Regions from separate parts of the Homo sapiens genome. Here region 2 is linked to region 1. The links are chromatin loops, found by intact Hi-C in ENCODE. Cell type or tissue: mammary epithelial cell. All regions are shown on one strand. Each heading gives the region's core, and the rest is flanking DNA. Links, peaks and the distances in the headings are about the cores only. Region 1 overlaps KLHL1 (kelch like family member 1). Region 2 has its middle 360 kb from the start of LINC00383.

Evidence for each region. A loop is a pair of places that touch in the nucleus more often than their neighbours do. Peaks named below come from ENCODE experiments on the same cell type or tissue, not always from the same donor. Only the 100,000 strongest peaks of a DNase experiment are listed, where the experiment ranks them.
Region 2: a loop joins it to region 1, with 16 times the contacts of the local background. A loop is called at or near these places in 13 of 110 quality-filtered maps.

Annotation. Positions count from the first base shown.
Region 1 is chr13:69,854,140-69,859,537 of GRCh38, reverse strand. The region is part of intron 5 of KLHL1 (kelch like family member 1); the gene reads left to right. Among named protein-coding and RNA genes, the nearest start is that of KLHL1, 250 kb to the left of the region's middle. In mammary epithelial cell, for the core only: a CTCF peak has its summit at 2,105 (motif pointing right); no DNase peak of the experiment used is centred there.
Region 2 is chr13:69,576,728-69,582,125 of GRCh38, reverse strand. No RefSeq gene overlaps it. Among named protein-coding and RNA genes, the nearest start is that of LINC00383, 360 kb to the right of the region's middle. RefSeq lists an enhancer at 1,410-1,984. In mammary epithelial cell, for the core only: a CTCF peak has its summit at 2,591 (motif pointing left); a DNase peak (open chromatin) is centred at 1,765; H3K27ac peaks cover 757 bases.

The sequences.
Region 1 (5,398 bases), core at 114-5,113:
AAATGCGGGAACCTTTTTAGCATATCCTAGAGGGAAGGACCAGAGCTGTCACAGCGTCTGCCCTACTGGAGCTCGTAACCCATGAAAAGACACCACTACAGCCACATATTGCAGGGAGTAGAGAAATAAATATTCTTCCCTCTCCTCTCACCCCCTGACCTTCTGCTTATAATTCCCATTAGCTAGACCCAGCCAAAAACAAATCAGCGAGGAAGTCAAGTGATGTAGTTCCAGAAAGTTTAGTCTCCAAAGGCACTGAACAGGAAAAAAAAAAAAAAAGTGCAAAATGGATGAGGAGGAAGAAATGAAATATAAGCAGCCCTAAAAAGAAGAATGGGAGCAGATACACCAGTCAGAAGGTATTACAATAGTTGAGGCAGTGGTGATCTTAGTTTGTTCTACAGTTACAGTCTAAATATATTCTGGATATATTTTGAAGGTAAAATTGCAAGTTTTATACAGTGCTTTGATGTGTTGAATGAAAAGGAAAAGAGTAAGAGGGCCTTTAGGGTTATGTAACAATGTATGAGATGGAAGTTTGGATGGACACGTATATGAATAGGTGAATCAAGATAGATATAGACAGAGAAAGAACAAGAGAAATGTTTTAAGAATAGAATGTCTTATTTTGATTAAGTATTATTACTTTGTATTCTACTTGATTTCCTTCTTTCATTCCTCTGGACGTATTCTTTCTTTCTGAAATAGCCTTACTCTTTTCCATGCTTGGCAAACCTGTACTTATCATTATTGCTTAAGTTTATGCAAGACCTCCTGCTGAAAGTGTTTATCACATATCACCTATCTTCAGTACATTGAATATCTTTATCAATAGTCATTTCCACTAATAGAAAAATTTTCATTATTTTCTTATAGCTACATGTCTTTTTCTTAGTGAATTGTGATAGTTCAGAAAAAAACTTGTATCTATGTTTATGTTTTTAAGACTATGCCTCTCAAATCATGGGCAGGAACATGATAAATGTTCATTTCAACAACTAATTAAATATGCTCTTCTAGATGTTAGAATTAATCACTTTAACTCATATTTTTACAAGGAGAAAAGTAATTTAATTTTTATAATGAATGTCATCTTGTTTTCAAGCTTGCATTTGTACTAATGGCAGAACGATTTATACATAATATTTAGAAGAATTAGAAAGAACTCCATGTGGTTAACAGTTATGTCTTTCATTAAACTGGAAGTTCAAAGTCCTTATTAGGTCTATCTCTCCTCTCTCAAGGAGTCTCACCCAACCCCCAGTCTTTCTCCTCCCCAAGAGGGTGTCAGTTGAAGGAAGAGGCTTGTATGTCTTAACAGTAGTGGATGGAGATGTTTTTCTTCCACATACTCTTCTCTGGGTCCTGGACGACATGGCTGAAATGTCTCTGGGTGTCCCCTGTGGTAGATGCTGGTGCCCACTGATGTCTAAATCGAACTTGTCAGAACTGACCTTAGGGCGTGGCCTCTGCCCTTATTTACATCTGCTTCTGCTGATGTATCTAACAACTGGTGTAGTCAGTTGAAAACCAGTTATTGTTTAAATTCAGAATACATAGCATGTTTCCTTTATTTTCCTTGTAATTCATTCGGAGCATTGTATAAAATATATATCTGTGGCACCAGGAATTACCCAGATGAGTATATTTTTCATGCTAAAATGAATTTCATTATATATATATATTTTTATATTATACTTTAAGTTCTAGGGTACGTGTGAAAAATACATTTCATTCTAATGTTCTTTCCTAGCCAAGGATATCAATAAGTCTTTTCCAAATATTAAAATTATATTAACTATTTTTCTACTGCATAGTTAGTTAAATGATTTACCTTAAATTTAACCCTGAAATACTTCAGAGAACAAACATTCAACTTATGATACATCTTTTATAGAAAGTGCCCAATATTCCTTTCTGACTGAGCATATACAAATGAATAGGAAACTTAAATCAAGTATAGGGATACATTCTAGGGAAATACATATTCTTGTGAGTATTTTATCAATAACGTGTTTTAAACGTATTATTTATTCATCACCATACATTAATGTCAACTCTGTGGCAGACCTTTTGCTAGTCATGGGGCATATAATAATAAGTAATATGTCCACTAGGGGGAGACAGAGACAGAAATAAATATGTGCGACTACATGTTGAAGGTAAATTTGAGGCAAGTAGGTAGATAATAGGAGGCACAAAGGGAGGAGTAGTCAATATGCCCTGGCATCAGGGAAGACTTCATAAAGGAGGTGACATATGTTGTGTCTTGGAAGAGAAGTAAACGTTTGTCAGGGACTCAGGAAGGAGAGTTTTTAAGTAAAGGGAGCAAATTCAGTGCAGCATAAAATACATGTCATAGTCAAATTATTACAAGGTGTTTGGAAAATCTACAGCATAGAAGTCATGCAAGCACAATGAAAGAATACACTATAAGAATTAGGAGACAAAAAACGGAGAGTTTTATACAGTGTTCTATCAGGTTCGGAATTTACTATTGTTCATTGGAGGAGCCATTAAAGGTATTATTCAGGGAAACAGCAGGATTGTATTTATATGAGGAAGGTTGGAACGGTAGACAAGTTAGGTCATTATATCAAATGCTAAGAGAAGTGACTGGCCTTAGACAGCAGACATGATCTTGGGGAGGGAAAAGGATTACTATGAAATTGTAAGGAATAAAATGGGCCAAATTTTATCTTGAAATGAAAGTAGCAAATTTGATAAAGAGAAGAAATATAACTTGATGCCTACTAGCATTTTCCTGGAATTAATTAATTATCATTGTAGTTTAATTTACTGATTAAGGACAAAAAATACAGAAGTTTAGGGAAATATGCACTAAGTATTTATTATGTAAGATTACAGTATAGTGTAATAACAAAGTAAGGTGATTGCAGATAAAAGTTTTTAACAGACAGATGAGCAAAATGTTTGGAATGTCTGGAATTCAGAACATACTGTTATCCACTCACGTGAGAAGGGCTGAGACCGAGGGTAGTGTTGAGAATTGTAAGGATCTGCGATTTTACCCTGCTTGCAAGCTAACAATTAACCTGCCAGGGTTTAATGGATGCTGGCAGAAAATAGAAGACTCCTGGATCAGAGCAAAAGACTGTGTTATTCATGGCAATAGTAGTAGCAAGAAAATCAGCATTTTCCTCAGTTCCACAAATGCCAATTACCACATTGTGACATGAAGAGGACCAAGTGACACCTGTATGTGTAACAGGATGCATTACAAAAAAGGAAACTTGAGCTTAGAGAACCTGAATATTTTAGAATGGGCAGTGACTATACCTGCCCTTTGAAATGAAGGAAGATTTTTTTAAAATTTATTTTTCAACTGAACAATAAACAAATCTGTCCTTTGCTTCAGAAGAAGATACTATCTCTAGCTTCCAAAGTTGCACAGTATTCAAACATTCCTGAAAAGATAGTCCAGAAGAAATGCAGTGAATGCCTCTGCTCACAAACTGGGCAGAGACATGACAGGCCCATGAAGAACTCTCTGCCAACAGAAAGTAATAGCAATAATTATATATATAATATATAAAAAACATGTATATTATATATGTTATAACATATATAATATATAAAACATGCATATTAATATGTTATAACATATAATATATATAAAACATGTATATTATATAACATATATAATATATAATATATTATATAACATATATAATACCGTATATATAATATTTTCTATATATATTATTAGTCCGTTTTCACACTGCTATAAAGAGCTGCCCAAGACTGGGTAATTTATAAAGGAAAGAGGTTTAATTGACTCACGGTTCGGCATGGCTGGTGAGGCCTCAGGAAACTTACAATCACGGCGGAAGGGGAAGGGGAAGCAGGGACCTTCTTTACGAGGCGGCAGGAAGGAAAATTGCTGAGTGTAGCAGGGAGAGCCCCTTATAAAATCATCAGATCTCTTGAGAACTCACTATCATGAGCAGAAAAACCGCCCCCAAGATTACATTATTTCCACGTGGTCTCTTTCCTCTCCCTTGATATGTGGAAATTATGGGGATTAGAATTCAAGATGAGATTTTGGGTGGGGACACAACCAAACCATATCATATCATATCTCTATCTCTGTCTCTATCTCTATCTGTATCTCTATCTATCTCTATCTCTATCTATAGATCTATCTCTCTATGTATCTATCTGTCTGTCTATCTATCTATCTATCTATCTATCTATCTATCTATCTATCTATCTATCTATCTATCTAAAATTAGTACGAGTGATAAAATACTTAGTCCAGCAGCCGTTCTGGCATCACTCTCTGACACAAAGTCTTTCTACACTCTAACTAGTAGACAGTCTGTTTTATGGTTCTTGACTAGTACTTAGTGCCACTGATGAACAATTCCTCAGTTCTCAATATAGATTTCAACTTTAGCATATTATTTTCTAATACGCTCTGCTATAATTATAAATGCTTTCATATATATGATAGAATATTACATATATGTAATTCCTATATGTAATACATATATTCCTATACATATATTTATGAGTACAAATAAGTGTTTTCATTAAATATTCATAGCCAACAATTTTTTTCTTGTAAAAATATATTTCCAATATTTCCAGTTGGCACCATTTCAAAAATAGGTACTTGAGAGATGAAAAACTGGGTGTTACAATTAAGAATTTTCTTGGAATTCTCGTTCTATACCTCTGGCAGTTATGGCCTTCACATATAACAGTGTTTTGTGGTAAAAATGGATCACTTTAATGTATTCAAAAGACTATGTAAGAACCAATTATAATTTTGTGTTCTAGAAACTGGAGCAAAATTGTTAGTAACAGAAACTCATAAATGCAAATGGCATTAATTAATAAGCAGCATTTACAATTTCAGAGAAACTAATAACATTATGCATAGGAATAATGTTATATAAACTTCTGTTTATCTAATTACTGCAGTTTGCCAAGAAAATCATAAATCTCCTTAAGTCCTTAGCCTTTCTTATGTGCTTGTGCTGTGGTTTGGATATTTGGCCTCTCCAAACTTCATGGTAACCAATGTGGGATGTGTTTGGGTCATGGTAGAGGATCCCTCATGAGTAGCATGGTGCTCTCCTTGTGGTAGTAAGTTAGTTTTCACTCTATGCTTTCCTGGGAGAGCTGGATGTTAAAAACAGCCTGGCACCTCCATGCTCTCTCTCTTTCTTCATTTCTTGCTGCGTGATCTCCGCACACACTGGCCCCCCTTCATCTTCCTCAATGAGTAGAAACAGCCTGAAGTCCTCAACATAAGCAGATGTTGGTGCCATGCTTCTTGTACAGCCTGCAGAACTATGAGCCAAATAAACCTCTTTTCTTTATAATTTCCCAGTCTCAGGTATTCAATTCTAGCAACACAATGGACTAA
Region 2 (5,398 bases), core at 81-5,080, 280 kb after region 1:
ATACTCTACCACTAGTATAATATAATCATGCCCCTTTCTTTTTTTCTTTTTTTTCCAAAATGCACTTATTGTATTATAATTGTTTTAATGGCGGTGTAACATTTATCCATAAAATGTATGTCGTAGTAGAATTTTTTGTTTTTGTTTTTAATTTAGAGACAGTCTTGCTCTGTAGCTTAGGCTGGGGAGCAGTGGTAAAATCATAGCTGGCTGCAACCTCAAACTCCTGGGCTCAAGCGATCCTCCCTCCTCAGCCTCCTGAGTAGCTGGGACTGCATGCATGTGCCATGGCAACAGGCTAATTTTTGTATTTTTTGTAGGGACAGGGCCTCTCTATGTTGCCCAGATTGGTCCTGAACTCCTGGCCTCAAGCGATCTTCCTGCTGCAGCCTCCCAAGGCACAGGGATCATGGGCAAGAGGTGCCTGGTCCTTTAGTTTGTTTTTGTATCATCATTTCAGTCAATTGAACAAGAAATTTTCTTTGACTTTAGAGCAATTTGACCAAGGCCCTTTTAACTGACCAGCTTCCCCAACATATGGATTAGTGGAATAGGATTGCTATGAGGATTAAATGTAATAAAGCAGTTAGAATACATAGTGTTTTATCAATCTTATGCAGTAAGTTAATGATATTTGCTTACAGAAATGGAGTACATGTATACCCCCACATCCTCAATTTAGTCCTATTTTATTTTATTATTATTATTTTTCGAGACAGAGTTTCTCTCTTGTTGTCCAGGCTGGAGTGAAATGGTGAGATTTTGGCTCACTGCAACCCCTGCCTCCCCGGTTCAAGTGATTCTCCTGCCTCAGCCTCCCAAGTAGCTGGGATTACAGGCACCCGCCACCACGCCTGGCTAATTTTGTATTTTTAGTAGAGACAGGGTTTCTCCATGTTGGTCAGGCTGGTCTTGAACTCCCGACCTCAGGTGATTCACCTGCATTGGCCTCCCAAAGTGCTGGGATTACAGGCGTGAGCCACCGCACCCGGCCTTTAGTCCTATTTTAAACACATGAATTCCTGTCTACCATAACTGCATTATCTCTGATATCTATACCCCTCTGTCAGTATTTCTGCTACTATGACATTTCTGTCTGACAATGACTTACTAAATATAAGCTATAAATAAACAAAAAAAAGAAACAGGACTTACTTTTATATGGCAGATATTATCAGTACTGAGCCATCCTCCTGGCATAGGTATTTTAAATGAGATAAAAAATAATTCTATTTATTGATAAATGCCATTTATGATTGATAAATATATCATAGTTGTGTTATAATTTTGTTTGATATGGCCACTGCCTTGACATCCCTTTTTAGGCCTGAAAAGTTATTTGAAAGCTAATCATACCTCATCACCTTTGGTCTAGTTAAAACTTCCCCCTCCTTTTGTAGCTGTTTGATAGATGCCATGCTTATTTCTAAACACACTGACCCTAAACCCAGCACATCCTGCAGCTGCTGAGCAGGATTCAACCCAATGGTCAACATCAGAGTCTCGGCCCTCACCCCCCACCCACCCACTGGTTGAGTACCCCGCTGTTGCTGGATTTTTCCACCTGCCCAAGTGGCCACCCTGCTTCTCTCATAGATCAATGAGTAACAAAATGCTTCTGTGATTTCATGTCGTTTACTGTGCTGTCTCCTCATTGTGATTCACCTGACTGATGTACTTAAACCTGACTCTCCTCCCAGTCAGGGTTCTCCTGGAAGGTAGCTACCTTGGTATGAATACATTGGATATAGGTCAGACAAAAGCCCCAAGGGTGTCTGCCAATATAAAGGGAATCTTTGTCATGGGTTGGATACCTAGGTATTAGGCCATGCATCAGGATAAAGAAATGTCCCATGAAAGGCACACTGTAAACACCCACAAACACATCCTGTGGAGCCTGTCAGGACAGGCCTAGAATTTATAACCATTTTCCCGAGAGGGAGCTGAAGACCAAATGTAAAAACAAACAAACAAAAACAAGACCAGTTGCATCAGAGGTCAAATTTGACTGATCTGTTTAATATTCAAAAGGCTCAGGATATATAGTATTGCAATGTTACTATGTTTAAGACAGCAGATAAAGCATAAAGGATGAAATAAAAAACTTTTGACTCAACATAGAAAACTAAATCAATTCAGGTATTTAAAACATTTTTTAAAAATAGGCAATGGAACTGAACCACAATGCACCTTGTCCCTTTCTTATTATACATTGCACAGCCGACTTCTCAATAGCTGAGTCAATGTCTCAACACTATTTCTATTTCATCCACCCATTATCCCTATTGTATGGGCTTCTTTTCTAATATCCTGGCATATTTCTTTCTGCAGCCTTCACAATTTCTTTCTTGGAGGACAAAAGAGACTCAACATGAAGGAACAAAGCATACAGCAAGGGAATCAATATAGATAGATTTTGGTCACCAAAATACTGAACAGTAGGATATTAGCAAACCAGCAGTGAAAAATGGATATTGGGAAGGATTTTAAAAAAAAGGGAAGAAGAAGGAGAAACATTTAGCTGATGATATATAAAAAAGACTACTTTATAGAAGCAAAACTTGGGGCTCCTGATTAGGAAATATTGCCATCTAGTGTGAACTAATTTCACATGCAGTACTGTTGCAATGGAGTGTTGCCAGTACACTTTATTGAAGATGTAGGGGCCTACAACTATGGAATGTAGATTGATCATTAAATGCTGTATTGTTGAAAAAAAATCTCACTGATATAATACCACATTTTAGTTCATTTGTTTTCCACATAATATCATGAATAAAAAAGAGCATAAAATGAAATACCTTAATAATAAAAACATAATATTAAAACATGAGTGTACCTCAGACAGACTTTATCACTCTTGATATTTCACTGTTTTCTCCCTTTAATGACTTAGTTATGAGCCGTGCTGTGATTCTTTAATGTTACATTCATAAAAAGTATTTTCACACTTAATGAAAAAGAAGACTGTGTTTTAAAGTATGTTATTTCTTTTTCTATTATTTTACCAAATAGAATAAAATAAATGTTTAAAGGGCACTATTTTTGCCATCTATTCAGTAAAGACAAAAAAAAAACAATGCCTTCTTTCCTAAAAGTTAGTAAAGATTAGAATGCTGAAAATTCTTGGTGTGACTGACATTAGAGCAGATGGTATGAATCAATATTTCCTTTTTTTTAAAGATCTTTCTCTGGAAGTAGAAAGATACATGGTATGAATAAAATAAAATTCTATTTTTCTTACTTAAGACTTACAACTAGCTCATGTTAAGTATTTCTCAATTGCTTAATGATATGAATTCAAAATATATTACTTTTAATACTGAGCTAAACTGTCATGTTTAGATATATTTTTAAATATAAAATGTTCCAAAAAATGATGAAACATATTTTCAAATAAAAATAATATGAAAACATTGATCTTTGCATTTTAATGTTTTCTTTATGGATTTAATTCCTTTTGGATAAAAATTTAAAATGATTTTTTCACAAACTTTTAAAAACTATAAAAATCCCTTTATTTCACAATTAGTCTTAAAGAATAGCAGGTAATAGGATTTTTTATTGGCAATATCGTTATATTATTGATATATAATTTTTGTCTGTTTCTACAAAGAAATTTCCTTTTTAGTCAAGTTGTATATCTATTTTCAGAAATTAGTCTTTTATTTCTATTAGATTCTAAGATTTTCTTTTCATATTTGGTATTCCGCAGCTTCATTACTATGTGCCTAGAAGTAAATTGCATTTTTATTTATCTAGATCAGAGCTTCGTGAGATACTTCAGCCTCTGCAGTCTGAGAATTAACAGTGACGTGGTGGCTGGCAATAATATGATGAGTTGGCTTACTCAACCCAGAGCCCCCACCACCATCACACACACAGAAGGTCTTCAAAAGCTTTTGTACTGAATTTAGGTTTCAATATTAGATGCATTTTACTTTGAAGTCAGGGAGTATCATACCTCTAGTTTTATTATTTTTGCTAAAGATTGCTTTGGCTATTCAGAGTCTTTTGTGATTCTATAGGAATATTAAGCTGTTTTTTTTCTATTTTTGGGAAAAATGTCATTGGAATTGTGATAGTGATTTCATTAAATTGGTAGATTGTTTTGGGTGGTATAGACATTTTAACAATATTAATTATTCCAGTCAATGGACAGGGATATATTTCCATTTATTTGTGCATTCTGCACTGATTTTCATCCGTGTTTTATGGTTTTGAGTGCAAAGGTCTTTTACCTCCTTGGTTAAATTTATTCCTAAGTATTTTATTTTTATAGCTGCTGAAATGGGATTGTTTTCTTGATTTATTTTCTGATAGTTTGCTGTTGGTATAGAAAGACTATTGATTTTGGTTTTTCTATATTGATTTCGTACCCTGCAACTTTACTGAGTAAGCTTATTAACTTTAATAATTTTTTTTTGGTAGAGACTTCAGGGTTTTCTATGTATAACATCATGTTATCTGTAAACAGAAAAAATTTAACTTCTTCCTTTCCAATCTGGATGCCTTTTATTTCTTTCTCTTGACTAATTGCTCTAGTTAGGACTTCCAGTATTATTTTGAATAGAAAGAATAGGCATCTTTGTCTTGTTCCTGAGCTTAAAGGAAAAGGTTTCAACATTTTTCTATTGATTATGATGGTTGCTGTGAGTTTGTCATATATGGCCTTTATTGTATTGAGGTGCATTCCTTCTGTGCCTAATTTGTTGAGGGATTTTATTGGGAAACAATGTTGAATGTATCAGATATTTTCTGCATCTATCGATATAATCATTTGATTTTTGTTTTTCATCTTGTTGAAGCAGTTTGTCACATTTATAGATTTCTATATGTTGAACCATCCTTGCATCCCTGGGATGTATCCCAGTTGAACATGGTGAATGATCATTTTAACATGCTATTGAATTCAGTTCACTAGTATTGTGTAGAGGATTTTTGCATCTGTGTTCATCAGCGATATTGACCTGTAGTTTTCTCTGTTTGTATGGTTCTTATCTGGCTTTGGAATCAGGATAATGATGGCCTCATAAAATTATTTTGGAAGTATTCTTTCTACAATTTTTTGGAGGAGTTTGAATATTGATATTCGTTCTTTATTAAATGTCAAGTGGAATTCAGTGGTGAAGTAATCAGGTCCTGGGCTTTTCTTTGCTGGGAGACTTTTTATTGCTAATTCAATCTCCTTACTTGTTATTGGTCAGTTCAGATTTTCTATTTCTTTGTGATTCAGTCTTGGTAGTTTGTTTGTGTCTAGAAATTTATTCATTTACTTTATCCAGTTGTTGGTGTTCAATTGGTCATAATAGTCTGTTATAATTCTTTATACTTCTGTTTTATCAGTTCTAGTGGATTCTCTTTCACTTCTTATTGTATTTATTTGAGACTTCCTTCT